Regions from separate parts of the Homo sapiens genome. Here region 1 is linked to region 2. A link is a loop called in an ENCODE intact Hi-C map of the cell type or tissue named here. Cell type or tissue: upper lobe of right lung. All regions are shown on one strand. Each heading gives the region's core, and the rest is flanking DNA. Links, peaks and the distances in the headings are about the cores only. Region 1 overlaps REV3L (REV3 like, DNA directed polymerase zeta catalytic subunit). Region 2 holds the start of LOC105377944 (a long non-coding RNA gene).

Region 1 (8,344 bases), core at 196-8,195, 290 kb before region 2:
AATGGAACTTTATACAGTTCTCCATTATTTCAGCACCACAGAAAAACCAACCTCAAGTACAACTGGGAAGTTAGTTAGAGGCTAAACAAATATTTGTCTTTCACTGGCCCCTCAATCTTGAGAACAGAACACTGCTTTTCCTATCCCTTGTCTGATGAAAATAGTGATGGTGGTGGGAAGTGAGTATAAAATCTTCCCAAGAGTAACTCTGCTTTCAAGGGTCATAGGAAGGGATTCGCTTTCTTCCTACCTTTACTTTTATCTTCACTATTATCTGCAATAGCATGAAACGACTCTCTGAATAAAACTGGAAAAATCAGATATACAAAACAATACCTCTTTATTATATTTGCAATTTCATGAAAAAGTGCCTTCTCATCAGCAGCATAGGTGACTTCGAGTCCTGTAATTCCAGATCTAATAAGTAATGGAGTCTGATATCTGATATCTAAAAAACAAACAAAATGTCTATTATATATAACATTATATAATAATATACCTTCATAATATAAAAGTAATATTATCCTCTACTTTTAAGTAAAATTGTACTACTGAAATATTTCAAATTAAGAAAACATCTCCCCAAGTGAAAACATAACTAACTCAATGTCTTTAAAAAACTCTCAAAAGATTTTTTAGTTTAATATACAACTGAAAATTCAAATTTTGTATTTTCAGCTATTCTCCTGAAAAGGCTGCATTCATAAAATTCCCTAGAAAATAACATATCACTGGCTGGGTGCAGTGGCTCACGCCTGTAATCCCAGCACTTTGGGAGGCCGAGGCAGGCGGATCACGAGGTCAGGAGATCAAGACCATCCTGGTTAACATGGTGAAACCCCGTCTCTACTAAAAAATACAAAGAATTAGCTGGGCATGGTGGCGGGCACCTGTAGTCCCAGCTACTCGGGAGGCTGAGGCAGGAGAATGGCGTGAATCCGGGAGGCAGAGCTTGCAGTGAGCGGAGATCGCACCACTGCACTCCAACCTGGGCAACAGAGCGAGACTCTGTCTCAAAAAAAAAAAGAAAATAACATATCTCTTGTGAAGAAACTGTATTACTTTGTTTCTGTCTTTACTCTTCCTAGCAGGAGAGCTTTGCTTAGCACAGGACATTTTAATCTCTGGTATGATGAAAATGCTTAACCACCACTTCTGCAGGAAAAAAAAGAAAGCCTTAATTTGTAGTGCTGGCCTATTTCATGATGTAAGGACCCCTCCCCCACCCTATGACTGATTTCCAACTGCCAAAGTGACAGCAACTAGTTTGAAAAATTCATGAAAATCCAAGAACTGGCTTGTGAGCTGGTATGTGTCAGCTCAAGCACATCACTGAATAAATTGCAAATTCTTAATATGGTTGTATTCTGTGCTAAGACTTCCTCCTCAGTGGACTGAATTCACTTGTAATGGTGACCACTGAAAGCTGCAGAGGGACAGTAGGTATTTTATAAAATGCCTTATATGGCATTCTATATGAAGAACCTCTGAACCAAAAGTATATTATTTAGAAAGAAAGATAAAGAGATATAAGCAAAGTAAGAATATATCTTAAAAGTATCTTATAAACCATTAACTTATAGTGGTAAGATAAACCCTCTATCAGCAGGAAAATACCTGCATATGCATACATAAGGAAGACTGTGCACCTAATCTAGGGATACATAATAAGGTGGACTCTGTATTAGTAGTAAGTATTTTTATAAAATAATACTTAGAACAAATTATATAAGATAATTATAAATATTAAGATCTTTATATTGCATTGCTTCTGACTTAAAAAATGAATAAATAAATGGGGTCTTGCTATGTTACCCAGGCTGGAATGCAGTGGCTATTTACAGGCACAATCATAGTGCACTACAGCCCCAAACTCCTGGGCTCGAGCAATCCTGTTGCCCAGCCTCCCAGGTAGCTGGGACTATATATAAGCAGGCACCACTGTGCCTGGCTGCTTCTGACTAATCCAAGTAAGAATAATAAATCTAGGACAAAGTTATACACAATCTCCTACCCCTACCTCAGCAAACATTTTAGAAAAGAGTCATCATGCTTGCTTAGATTAGATCTTCAGCACAGGAATTCCCCATTAAAACATTCACCCTAGAGTGGGCAGGTATATCATTAATAAAAATGGACAATACCTTGACTGAAAACTGTCTTGTCTTTATCAATCACTATTACACCTGTGAGTTCTGTTTTTTCTGTATCTGGCAGTGGAGTGTCAGATGAGATGCAGTAGAACAGAGCACAGATTGGGTCAAATTCAGGATCCGGTTCTAAGTCTCGTCTAGTTCGAGCATGCAACTCCACACTGATTAGGGTAAGATTTTGTATCTATAAAAGCAAATAAATACTATGTTTTTAAAACATTTTTTAAAGACATGCTCAAAGAAGTATGTAAGGCTCTAGGGAAATATGTATGTAAGATTACAGAAAAAATGGACATAAAGGACAAAGTCACAGCTCAGCAGCACTCCATATATTAAAACGAAAGATTTTTAATCCCAAGATTAGATTAAATCAATTCATGATGTTATTTCAGAAAATCTGCTCTCAATGACAATATTTAGACTATTTTTCTCAAATATATGCAGGATCTCTCAATGCCTGTTTGAGAAAGAGAATGACTAGTCCAAGTAGTTATACAATGAAACCAAAGTCTGTCACGTTTTACTCTTCATGTAGTTAGCTAAACTATATAGTTTTACCTGTAGTTTAAAGTAAAAAGAGAGCTTTTTTAAAATTCAAATTTCCTACCAATTAATTCACTACTACTTGAGGGCTACTTAAACTTAGACTTTTGCATACACTAGGCAGATTTTTAATTATAGTTTTTCCTGAAAAAAAAAAAAAAAAAAAAAAGAACTGTTATGGTATCAACTACACAACAGCCAGATTTTTACACATGCACATTTTCTCTTTAACATATAATGCAAAAAAGTTAATATTTGCTTTTCATGCTTATTTTTCTATGCCAATATAAACTTTTAACTGTAATTCTTAGTTTTCTTTCTAAAATCAAGACAGAGTAAATAAGAAAAACAAAATATAGGTTGAATTCATGATTATAGCTAGAATTATACCTCATCTTTTTATCATGTACATGTACCTGGCAATGGAAAACAGATTCCTGTTTCAATATTGGTAATTATTCAGATCATATAAATTTAACAAAGGATTTGTGTTTTGTATTATCTTGCATGCAAACTGTTGAAGAAATGTAAATTCAAGTTTCTCACTAGTGACAGGAGTAGAATTTGGTAAATCTCTATCAAAATTAAAATCCATTGATGTGGCAATCCTACTCCTGAAAATTTATCCTAGAGACAGATACACTCATACATGTAGATAAAATATACACAACAAGGATGTTTACTCGAGAATAGCAAAGACTGGAAAAAAACTAAATGTTTACCTGTTGGGGACAGGTTACATAAATTATGTGGTATCCATAAAGGATACACACAATGGAATATTCTGTAACCTTTAAGATTTTCAAGGGAATGAGGCAGATCTGTATGTCCTAATATAAAAAGATCACTATAATACACTGATACATGGAACCAGTAAACACAGTAAACTTCTATACATGAAAAAATGGAAGCACATGCATAGAAAATTTCTGAAAAGTGACATAAAAATGCAGACATACTTATTGCTTTGGGGGAAAGAAATTGCTAGCCTAAAGTAGGAGGGAAGCTTACTTTTCATTGCAAATTTTTTTGTCCTGATTGAGTATTTTTGGTATATATACTATTGCATGTGCTCATTGTAAATTTGTTAAATAATCTTTTTTTTTTTTTTTTTTTTTTAGACACAGGGTCTCTCTCTGTTGCCCAGGCTGGAATGCCATGGTGTGATCATAGTTCACTGCAGCCCTGAACTCCTGGGCTCAAGTGATCCACTCACTTCAGCTTTCCTACTAGCTGGGACTATAGGTACATATCACCATGGCCAGCTAATTTATAAAAACTTCTGTAGAGATGGGGCCTCACTATGTTGCTCAGGCTGGTCTCGAACTCCTGGCCTCAAGCAATCCTCCTGCCTCAACCTCCCGAAGTGCTAGGATTACAGGTGTGAGCCACCTTGCCTGGCCACTAAGTACTTTTTAAAATATAAAGAACATCAATTATGCATGTATAAGGCATAATAATAAAACAAATACAAATCTACCACTTTCCTCAGAAACATATACTGCTGTTTCTACTTTAAAATATTAGTATTAAAAAAAAAATCAAACCACATGAAATGGAGAGCTAAGGGAAAAAACTTTTACTTTTAAATGCATACTCTTCAGAACTTAATTTTAACAATAAGCATGCATTAATTTAGTAAATAAAAAATTTTTAAATGGAAAACTCCTCCCACAAACCCAAATAAAACAAAACAACCAGTTTCATTAGAAAGGGATGAACATATGAGGCCGGGCACGGTGGCTTATGCCTGTAATCCCAGCACTTTGGGAGGCTGAGGCAGGTGGATCACCTGAGGTCAGGAGTTTGAGACCAGTCTGGCAAATGTAGCGAAACCCCGTCTCTACTAAAAATACAAAAATTAGCCGGGTGTGGTGACGCATGCCTGTAATCCCAGCTACTAGGGAGGCTGAGGCAGGAGAACTGCTTGAACCTGGGAGGTGGAGGTTGCAGTGAGCTGAGATTGTGCCATTGCATTCCAGCCTGGGTGACAGAGTGAGACTATGTCTCAAACAAAACAAAAAAAAACAAAAAACACACACACACAAAAAAAAAAACAAAAAAAAAAAAGAAAGGGATGAACATATGAAAAGACATGAAGACTCTGAAAACAATTTTAGGTTAAAAGGGTCTTAGAGGTTGATTTTTGTTTACTAGATCAAATTTTCACACTCAAAATTTGCATTTCTATTCCTTAATAACAAAATGCATTACTGTGCTTAGGGGGTATTTTTTTAAAGCAAACTATATAAAGACATGGCTTGAGAGATTTAGTGAGTGTGACTAGGCAAGAGGCAGGTGAGAAGGGGGACAAAGATTACAACCCTTGTCTTCTGCACTGAGTACTGATGTGCAGAAGAAAGAGAGATTATCCTAGGGTAATGGAAACAGAGGGAGAAAATGCCACAAGCATAATTTCCTAGAGAAAGGAAGAGAACAGTATTTTTTCTTTGGTTTATTCCCTGTTTCAACCACCGGGCGGCAGTTTGGAATGTGCCTTGAGATGAGGAAAGCCGGTTATCGGGAGGAAGAAGCTGTCAGAGCAACCAGTGAGACCTCCAGAGTGATTTTAACTTCCAGAGGGCCCATGGTTCTGAAACAGGGTTACCTAGGAAAATGTAGAAAAGCGTACTTTTCAAATAAGAGAATAATCAAATGTAACATGTCTTTTTGCTATGGTCTATCAAATTTGCTTTAATACATATTTTTAAAAAAGTTTTTAAAAATTTGCTAATTTCAAGTTTGCATTTGATGGTATGTATTACTGAATTTATCACTTAATTTATCTAGGCTTCAGGGGCTAGTATAGACCTAGGTATAAAACAGAAACTGAATGAATGCTGCTGAATGAGAAAAATGTGCAAATGAATAAATGAGGGAGAGACTATGTTCCAATCTAATTCTAAAAAAACATAATTCTCAGTTCAAATGTGAAGAACAAAGGAGGACAATATTAAAATTTTTCCCTCAGTTTATGTTAATCTAATCTCTAGAACAGTTTACAACAGAATTGACTTGAGAAAAAAAACCACACTTAAAAATTGAATTATAACTTAAAGGTGGTTACTAATCCTCTGCTTTAAAAGCAAAGACATAAAGTGACTGTATAAAACTAGCATTGTCCAATAGAAATATAATGAAAGTCACATGTAACTTAAAGTTTTCTAGTAGTCACATTTAAAAAAATAAAAATAGGTTAATTTAAAAACACTTTGATCTGATCCAATATATTTAAAATATTATCCTTTCAACATGTAATCAATATTAAAATTACTAACAAAATATTTTAAATTATTCTTTCCATGAAGTCTTTGAAATGAGTATGTACTTTATCCTTCTAGTATATCTCACTGTGCACGCTAAATTTTCTACAGAAATACTTGATCTGTAATTTCATACAACTTAAGAGTAAAAAATAGTATTACATACCTAAGTCGTTCCAAACATACTTTGAGTCAACTATGTTTTAAAATCTAAATTAAAATTAAATAAAGTTTAAAATTCAGTTCTTCAGTTGTATAAGCCAAATTTTAAGTTCTCAATATCCATGCTGCTAGCGGCTACCATACGACAGCACAGGTGTAAACAATGAAAACATACTCCAATTTCTATCTTACTGCCAGTCAGATATGTGCTTTGAGTTTGTTTTCTGCATACAAATAAATTTACAGTGACCCATTCACATATTCTTTCCAATGCATACTGTAGCTGATGTATATTTTTGCAAAGTCCTAGTCTTTGGCAGGCAGCCTGTGCTGTGAAGATAGCTGGATTAAGTAGAGAGTATATGAGTGAATGAATTTATCCTCTTTTGTAGCAAGCTCTAATCCACTCAGCCAATCAAACAGAAAATACAAGTAAATATCACATTTCAGATGTGACATAACATCTTAATATAATAATCCCCAAAATACAGACTTACTTCTTTTTTTTGTTTTTCCCCAAAGAGACAGAGTCTTGCTCTGTCTGTAGCCCAGGCTGGAGTGTAGTGGCGCAATCACAGCTCACTGCACCCTCGAACTCCCAGGATCAAGTGATCCTCCCACCTCAGCCTCCCAAGTAGCTGAGACTATAGGTGCGCGCCACCATGCTCATCTAATTTTATTTTTATTTTTTGGTAGAGACAGGGTCTTCCTATGTAGCCCAGGATAGTCTTAAACTCCTCGACTCAAGGGATCATCCCACCTCCACCTCCCAAAAATCTTTTCTTATTTTAATGTCCATAAGCTGAATTTCAGTTATGAGATTTGTGAAAGATATGAAATCACAAAGCAGTCTCAGCAACTTAAATGCTTTAAGTTTATGTATTGTACATAAACATGTAAATATACAAAATAGTAAAATGAGAACAAGATGAAGATTAATAGGATAGAATTCAATATACTCCTCCCTTGTTAAAAAAATTCCATACTTGTTTTATAGAATAAAACAGGAGTTAAACTGAACACAATGTATGTGTCCTTACTGTTGCAGTTTTACCTCATGTAAAGCTTTTGCCTCCTGTAAGTTTTGTATGCTGACTTTGAAACCGTAAGTATTGTTTAAAGATGGTCCATCAATCTGAGAAGTTTCTTTCTGTGGGGTATTTACTGCTGCAAATTGATTCTATAAAAAAAAACACACACACACACAGCCAGAAAAAGATACATGAGCAATCATTTTTCTTTTGATTACTTATTCTCAGATAATATGCTTTATGTGTTTAGTAATAAATGGTAAACTAATATCATCTCTAAGTTCAAGAACAAACTGTATTTTATTAATGTTATTTTCATGCTAACAAAGATATCAGAACTGGATACATGTAGAAATATAAGCAAACCATATGTTATCTCTCAGTTCAGAAGCCCTCAATACTGAAAATAACAGTTTTGTAGGGAGTTGACATTTATACCACATGGACATTTATCTTGACCTTTCTTGGAAGTAAGAAAGACAAGCAAGCAATCAATATATTTCCAACTACTTTGGCTAAAGTTTGTAAAAGATTTGAAATACTGATTTGTATTTTACTCTAATATAACATGTGTCTGAAAGATGAATTAAATAAAACAATGTAATCTTCAAAGATTCAGAAAAAAATGGAATCTTTCCATTTCTTACAAAATTATTTTTTCTGATTTCTAAATCTATTAACTGTTTTCCCCAAAGTGTTATGTTCACAACACACTGATATAGTATTTTTTAATATATATAGCTTGTAATTCAACAGTATTTTATAAATGAAAGTTTAAAAAGTTTGATAATCTCAGAAATATTAAAATATATTTTATGTAGTTAATGACATTTATAAGAAGTGGCCAATATATAAGTGATTTCTAGCATATATTTCCAAGGATGTATGTCTAATGTATACTTCTTTCACATAACCATATAATTCTAAGTTTTGTCATATTTTTAGTATTTGAATAAAGACATTTGTGACTTTCCAGAGTTTCAGTAGTAAATAATGTTGCTTTCTTTTACTACTTAGTAAAATAAATTTTAAAAAATCAATAAGGTTATATTTTAGAAAAAAGTAATAAACCAAGAAAAAGGATATATTTTTGGTGGGATCAAAAATCACTTACTTGAGCTCTGCTGTCATTGGATTGTTCTGATTTTGCCAGTAATCAGTTAATGTATTTGTATCCTCATAATCCACATTT
Region 2 (8,344 bases), core at 178-8,177:
TGTTTCAAGAAAACGTTATATACAAAAACAAGCAGGGGCCGACTGGACCCAAGGGTTGTCTTTTGCTGCCTCATGGTCTTTGCCCTGCCTCATCTCATGAGGGCGAGGCCATGTCTGCTTAGTTCATCGATTTTTCTCCAGGGTCTAGTGCAGTGCCTGGCCCATAGTAGACATTCCATAAATATTTATTAAAGGAATGATTAAATGAGAGAAAGCAAACAAGCAAGAACAAAAGAAAGACTGAGAAGAGACAAAACTTTGGGATCACCTGGATATCTGTTACAGGGTTCTGTGTAGGAAATAGAAACCATGCTAGAGTTTTTAAGCAAAAAAGAATATAACATGAAGAATTGCAAACTTGTTGGAAAGGCTGGAAGAGAGGGCTCTAGGCTGGGCCTCCGAGGATGGCTCCCAGAATGTGGTAAAATCAATCTGTCAGGGGTGCTATCACCTCTGCCACAATCAGGAAGGAGGACTCAGGAAGCTGCCACTGGGACTGTTGACTGCAAGAACATCATGGCTGCAAGACAAGGCCAGAAAGTGGTCAGCAAGCCAGGAACAGCGTGAATTACTGCCACCACCGCATTTGCCAGGCAGAGGAACCTAGCCACTGCCACGTCCACAAGATTCTTGATGCCCATGAAGCTGGAGAGTGGCTATCAGTAGCTCCATGATCTTGCTTTGCAGCAGAAAGTAGCCAAAAGCTGCAAGACATTGGCCTCTGCCTTCCAAGCTTTGTGCAAATAAGTCTAATTGGTGTAGCTTAACTCACAATCATGATCCTAATGAAAAGAGACTCTGGGCAGTGTAGTTTTTAGCTTCCTAGACTCTGCAGCACCAGGAGGCACCCTAGAAAGATGTGGGAATGGATTCATGCAACATTTAGCATAGAGTATACATTCTATTGATTGATTGCTACAAAGTAAACTATCCCAAGGTTTAATGGCTTAAAGCCACAGTCATTTGTTTTGTTCAGAAATTTGAAATTTGGGCAGAGCTGGGTGGGTCCAGCTTGTCTCTACTTAATGATGAGTCAGCTGGGGTAGTTCAACATGGGTACCACCGTGTAAGCAAGTCCACGCACACATGGGAGCCCAAGTGGAGAGGAACAAAAGCGCCTATCAGTAGCCCCAGCTGAGCTCCTGAGGTCAACAGCTGGCATCAACGTAGCAGTGTGTTGATGCAGAGCCATTGTGAAATGCAAGAGCCCTTGTGATAGCAGCTCCTCCGGCCACACCCGAGCTGCGCTAGCTGATGCCGTGTGGAACAGGGGTGAGCTGGCCTCGATGAGTCCTGCTCAGATTGCAGACTCGTGATCAAAATAAATGACTGTTTCTATTTCTGCCACTAAGTTTTGGAGTGGTTTGTTATGTAGTGAGAGATCACCAGTACGTGCAGGTTGTGCTGCATGGGAAGGAGGGAGGAGAACAGATGGGGCAATCAACAAGAAATGAAGCCGCCAAAGCCAGAGATGGGTAATGGCTGACCTGAATGTAAGCTAGGTCTACCTCCCCCTGCACCCCAACATTCAGCCTTACCAGCTTTCTAACTTGGATGCTTCCCGAAAATCAACCAAGTATGGTTTGGGTTGTATCTGCCCAGGTAGCAGGTCAAAGCTTGGGCTGAATGCTGGAAGAGCCCTATAATCTTATAGGTACTGCTGCGTGGGGACTCTGTCTCTCCTAGAAACTGCCCCTCAGCAATTTCTGATCATGGTGGAAGATTTAGATTTTGAAGTGGCAAACTGTCATGAAAAGGCAAAACTGACCTATGGTGGTTGTGATTTTTACACAGGGTTCCAGGAGAGTTCAGGTGATTTCAAACAACAGGGTTGTCACATATAGTTGTGCCAGTTGCATACTGCACAATTCTAAGGGGCACCATTCACATTCTAGTCATTATCCTTTTGCATATTTATTACAACAATTTCCTGGCAGATGGCAGCAAAGTGTCTTGAGGCAGGGTAGCTTTTTCGATTTGCATAAAGGCGATTTATAGCAAGTGGCAGGACGCATAGGTACAAAACTAGTATCTAATAATCTTCAGCCAGTAGCAGCGGTTGGGGATAGAGATGGAAAGAGTGGGGACGAGTATTAGGATTAGGGAAGGTCCTTTTGCTTAACCAGAATGGGCACCCAACAGATAAGAAGTATTGAGATTTGTGGGGTTCAAAGTTCAGCGTTTTGGGACCAGCAAGTTTGTAGAAGAGACAGGAATTAGTCCAACAAAGGAAACAGGTTTGCCCTGAAAGGTAGAACTCTAAGGGCTGAATTTATTTAAAAAAAAAAAAATTTTTTTTTTCAGAGACAGGGTCTTGTTTTATTGCCCAGGCTGGAGTGCAGTGGCACAATCACAGCTCAATGTAGCCTTGACCTCCAGGGTTCAAGTGATCCCCTCTCACCTCAGCCTCCTGAGTAGCTGGAACTATAGGTGTGTGCCACCGTGCCCTATTAAATTTTTAATTTTAATTTTTTTAGAGACGACATCTGGCTATGTTGCCCAGGCTGTTCTCGAACTCCTGACCTCAAGCAATCCTCCCGCCTCATCCTTCCGAATAGCTGAGATTACAGGCATGAGACACTGTGTAAGGGCTGAATTTAATAAGTAGATAATGATCTTTTGTGGAGAGATGGGGATGAAGAGAATTAATGAATATATAAGTAAAAATTTCATGATTCTAATGAGATTGGGGAGCAAGGGGTGAGGAGGAGGGAAAAGGAGGAGAGGAAGAGATATAAACATCAGCTGACATGGGTGTGCCCTGTTGAAGTGAAGGGTATCTGGTATACCTACAAATTCCTGCCCACCTTCAACCATTCTAGGTCTGAAAATCTACATTAGTCATGAACAAATATCATAATTCACAGCAATAGTGCAGCTTCTGACTGTTAAGGTGGATTACATGATATCTTTTCATTCTGACTGATTGTAGATTGCAAAACCTTTACAGTTGGAACAATATTCTCCATTTTGCATTTGATTCTGAAACAGAATCCCAGCCAAGCACAGCTTTTTGTTTTATCTGTGTATCTTCCAAGGTCTCCTTTGCCTGCATGCATGTTGCTTTTGTTCTCAGCTTGTTGTTTTAACTATAGCTTTGCTACATTTCCATTTTTTTCCCCACTATTCAAAACAAGTACTTATTTGAATTAGAGCAGAAAAATACTGAATAGAATGAAACATGGCTTTCCCCCCTCTCATGGTGAGGTCATGGTTTAGTGGTAGCAATGACAATGATTAATGCTTTGCACTTCCATTTAGAGAACTTCAGGAAAGGGTAAACAAATATTTTCCAAAATTTGCAGGTGAGAGGAGGAAGGTGAAGTGACTTACGAAAGATTGTGCTGATTACAGTCTGATTTCTCTTCCCCTTCCCAATTATCTTACAAATTATGCTTTGGTGAATAGTCCTAGAGCTGCTCATCTTTTAAATCAAACTAAAGTCCACTGAAGTAGGAAAATTATGCATTTTGCATAAATGATGTGGGCAAATTATTATTCAATTTTTAACAGGGTTTTCCTATCGCTTTCCCCTGCACAATGTAATATGGTTAATTTACCAGAAAGCATTGTTATTCATTCCCTAATTTTCTAAGCAACTGCTGCCATTTGCTTACCATTTCCTCCCTCTCTGGGAATTGACAGACCTTCCGGCTCCATTTGGGGTGGTTTGGGTTCCTGAGCAATCTCTAGAGGCTTGGCTTCCCTCCTGGTGTCTTCCAATGTTTACCCATTGGGAGGAGTCTAAAAAAAAAGAAAAGATTCACATACCTGGATTTAGTTTATGAGTGGCTTAAATGAATCCTTTTGTAAACACACACACACACACACACACACACACACACAGATGAAATCTCTTGCTATTTAGTGATATTTCCCCACAGTACTACGTCTATGCTTTTCATTAAAAACACTATCTGAATAATACCCATTTCATTCTCTCTTGCTTCCAATTAGCTACTCATTGATTATTACATAGTAAGCACTTGATAATTAACTAAAGGAAAACTACCCAGAACAAAACAACCAGAACACCATGCAACTGCTAGTATATACCTTCCATGATGAATGTACATATCGCATGATGATTCAAGCGAAACAGCCTGGCTGGTAAGTGGAAGAATGACAATGGATTTGTAAATAGGAGAAAGCCTCCCACCAGCTGTTATTAAGAGAAGTAGTGAAGAGTTATTATTATTCCAAGCTTCTTTCTGGCAATTCTTTTATTCTCATACTTTATGAGAATGTGAATATGAATATATTTCAGACCATATCCTAATCGAGACACTGGAGCCAACAACCTGCTAAAACCTTCCTCCGTCCTTGAATGCTATTATCTACCACCCCCTCTATTTAGTGGCCACCAATCAGAATAAATGGTGTACCTATATACTGTTAATGGGGTGGCGGGAGAGGAGAGAGAGAGACAGAAAGAGAGGAGAGAAACAGAGAGACAGTGATTGAGATGCTTGTGTGTGTGTACTTTTGGTTTTTCTTCATTGAGACCCATTTGTTGATGTTTTCCATATTGAAAGCATGAGGTAACCCCTAATGGGGGCTAGAAATCAGAAGGAAACAAATCCAAAGGCAAGGAGCACCAGGCTCCGCTAAACACTATGTAACCTACTTCCATTTGTCTTTAAGAGAGTTCAGGCAGCACCTCTTCCAGGAAGCCTCCGCTGTACCCCCCCCCCCCATTCTGAGCTAGATGTTACTACTTTGCTAACAACTGTGCTTCCATCTGAGAGCTTATTGCAACGATTTTTATGGGTCTTTATCCTTACTAGACTGTAGATATTAATTGTCTGTCTTTGAATTTCTGGGGCTAGGCCCAGGGCCTAGCCCATAATAAGTATACAACGAAAGTTTGGAGGAGTGAATGGTAAGTCTTTACACCCATCTACAGTCATATCCACCTGCATCCTGTTGCCTTGAACAGCCCTGGAAAGGACTCCTCTCATGCCAGCTTTGGTTTCTTCCTCCAAATGTGTGCAATGTCTTCATCCTTCCTACTCCCCTGGCTGCCATCTTGGTTAAGCAGGCCAACCTGACCAGACCTCTACTTCCAGGTGGCTCTGATGACTTTCCTCTTCCTTCTCATCCTCAAACGCCCTCATCTTCTGTCTCATTCTCAGTCACTGGGCACTTTGCTGGGTGAAAAGAGGAAATTAGATGAGAGAATCCACATTAATGGGGGCTAACGTTACCTTTTCCATGTACAATATTATGGACAACATCTTCACGCTGTGCTTCTCACACAGGGCACAGGGGCTCCCTGCGTTATGCAAGGGTGTGTCAGGGACACTACAAGCCACAGGCTGGGTAACATGGCACAACTTGATGACTTGGGAAAATAATTTTTATCTGAAGACAAAGATGGATATCTTAGGGAGTAGAATATCAACTTTTCATAAAATGACAAAGCTAAAACGAGCCTTTGAAGGCACTTTACCTAAGGCTACAGCCTGGGCAGCATAGTAAGACCTTGTCTCTCCAAAAAAAAAAAAAAAAAAAAAAAATGTAGCCGAATGTGGTAGCATGCACCTGTAGTCCTAGCTACTTGGGAGCCTGGGGTGGGAGGATGCCTTGAGCCCAAAATGTCGACGCTGCAGTAAGCCATGATCACACCATTGCACTTTAGCCTGGATAACAGAGTGAGACCCTGTCGCCTCCCCGCATCCCCAAAAAACAAAGACTGTGGCCAGGGGTGGTGGCACATGTTTATAGTCCCAGCTACTTGGGAGACTGAAGTGGGAGGATTGCTTGAGCCCAGGAATTTGAATCCAGCCTGGGCAACATAGTGAGACCCCATCTCAAAACCAAACGGAATCAAAATAAGAGTATGTATCACTTGGTGCCATTTACTTCATGCTGTCTCTCAGGTTCCAAGAGGTACAAGTTTATCCTCACTGGCATTGTGACAGTTCTGGGGAAAGAGTTGGGAAGTATCAAGGGTGTTCACTTCAGGCTATAGATTGGGACTTCAATCATATCTGGAACACTGGTGGCCACACATTCATAATGCTCAGGGCTAGCACTGTGGGAAGCATGCAGTCAGTCCCATGTGCTTAGCAGGTTCTTAGGTAGATGTGTCATTCGAAGGTAAACCACTGGCCCCACTGGACAGTGGGCCTCATCCACCTAACAGTCCATCCATCAGTCCAGCCAGCATCTGCCAGAAGCTCATCACTGTTCTAGGTGCAGGGAGAATAATGGTGAACCAATCAGGAAGTTTCTGTTCTCGGGCTCATAGTCTGGCAGGGCAAACACATTAGAGGAGAGCAGTATTAAACACATTGGTGGCATTAAACAGGTTATTAGAGAGTAGTAAGCCGTATGGAGAGGAGCACAGTGTTCTGGCTGTTGAGGAAGCCGTCGTTTGTCACTGGTTACGTTTTGTTAGAATGGTCCCTGCAACACTGGAAAACCATTTATTTTTATTTTCAGTGCTCAGAATTAACTTTTAAAATAAAGGTATATTTGTCCCTCCATAGGATTCTGAATAGTTTGCATGTTGGGAAAGAATGAGGTATGATTTAGGAGTTTATTATGTATGAGAATTTTCTGGGAACATAGGTGTACATAAATTATGAATGTCTATTTGATATTTCAAATACAGTAAAGGTACTATTTTTCATTATTTTCTTCTCTGTAGTTATAAACTATTTTTGAGATAAAAAATATATTTAAAATTTGGCAATTGCTTTAGTAATCTATATCCCCCTGTATCATTTTTAGAATAAAAATGTGTTTAAGCTTCCTTCCCCTGCCCCCAAACCAAAACCAGTCTCCTCCCTCCCTTCTAACAAATATTTTTGATAGCATAATTGAATTCCAACAGTATTGTATAATATATAGTGGTAAGAAGGTCAACAAAAGTCATTTAAACCTATTAAAATACCTTTCAGGAACAAACTGACCAAAGATCATTTTATTCCAATGCAACTTATTAGGAAATGCCTATCATGTGACATTCTTTGTCCTGAGTCATGACTAATGAACAGATGACATCCCTTTTGCTGTGGGCTTTAGTACAATTCTCTTCTGCCTGTTGTTGAAAACCATACTCTTTCAAGATTCATGAAAGAACCATTCCAATTAATATAGTAAACATTCTTAAGACTCCCGGGGAAATTGCAGATAACATTTTGCCACACTAATGCTACTATAAAATCCTCTGGTGCCAACACTTAGCCACAGGAGGATTCCTATCTTTCTCAAAGCAGGTAAACACCTTCTGGTGCTTGTAAGGAAATCTTCAACAGTGTGGCTGTGTTTGAGGGATTATATACACTCTTAACTTTTCTCACGGAAATGCCTGGTTCCCCATACATCTTTCTGTGTCACGACTACGGCAGAGCCAAATGCATCATTTGTCTTTATCTACCCTGATGTTCTAAAGCATGGGACCCTCTGTCTCCTAGGCTTTCTAATCCTCCCAGCCCGTGAACTGATCATCAGAGGAGATCAGGAGCTACAGAGAATGGAGTGAACAGAAATCCTTTAGTCGCAGTTTACAATGTCTGAACTTTGCAAATGGTCTTCTCCGATAGGTTTATTTGATTTTTTTTTTTTTTTTTTTTTTTTTTTTGAGAGAGAGTCTCGCTCTGTCGCCAGACTGGAGTGCAGTGGCGCGATCTTGGCTCATTGCAACTTCTGCCTCCTGGATTCAAGTGATTCTCCTGCCTCAGCCTCCCAAGTAGCTGGGATTACAGGCGCATGCCACTACGCCCGGATAATTTTTGTATTTTTAGTAGAGGCAGGGTTTCACTATGTTGGCCGGGATGGTCTTGATCTCTTGACCTCGTGATCCACCCGCCTTGGCCTCCCAAAGTCCTGGGATTATAGGCGTGAGCCACCGCATCTGGCCCGTTGTTTGAAAGAAGTAAAAAGAGGTTGGCCCAGTGGCTCACGTCTGTAATCCCAACACTGAGAGGCCAAGGCAGGAGGATTGCTTGAACTCAGGAGTTCGAGACCAGCTTGCGGCAACATGGCAAGGCCCTATCTCTACAAAAAATAATCATGATAAAAATTAGCTAGTGTGGCTGGGAGGATCGCTTGAGGCCAGGAGGTTGAGGCTGCAGTGAACTGTGTTTGCACTACTACACTCCAGCCTGGGTGACAGAGCAAGACCCTGTCTTAAAAAAAAAGTAAAAAGTAATAGTTTATTAGGAAGGCTCCCTTTCCAGCAGAGGAGGGCTAGATGCCAGCTTTCCTAAGGCAACAAAGCAAATACTTATTCACTGCCAGGTTACTGAAGACAAAAAATTACTCACCATCACCCTGACATTAAGGCGATACTTTTCTTTCTTAACAGGAGAAGTTTCTGGTCAGCAAATTCCGT

Evidence for each region. A loop is a pair of places that touch in the nucleus more often than their neighbours do. Peaks named below come from ENCODE experiments on the same cell type or tissue, not always from the same donor. Only the 100,000 strongest peaks of a DNase experiment are listed, where the experiment ranks them.
Region 1: a loop joins it to region 2, with 3 times the contacts of the local background. A loop is called at or near these places in 55 of 110 quality-filtered maps.

The regions. Positions count from the first base shown.
Region 1 is chr6:111,356,678-111,365,021 of GRCh38, forward strand. REV3L (REV3 like, DNA directed polymerase zeta catalytic subunit) reads right to left here. Exons shown (of 32, transcript NM_001372078.1): 16 at 7,176-7,301; 17 at 2,145-2,337; 18 at 337-448. Among named protein-coding and RNA genes, the nearest start is that of SLC60A2, 100 kb to the left of the region's middle. In upper lobe of right lung, for the core only: a CTCF peak has its summit at 5,159; no DNase peak of the experiment used is centred there; H3K27ac peaks cover 527 bases.
Region 2 is chr6:111,650,407-111,658,750 of GRCh38, forward strand. It overlaps LOC105377944 (a long non-coding RNA gene), which reads right to left and starts at 5,483. Exons shown (of 3, transcript XR_942874.3): 1 at 4,917-5,483; 2 at 3,618-3,744. In upper lobe of right lung, for the core only: no CTCF peak of the experiment used is centred there; no DNase peak of the experiment used is centred there; H3K27ac peaks cover 344 bases.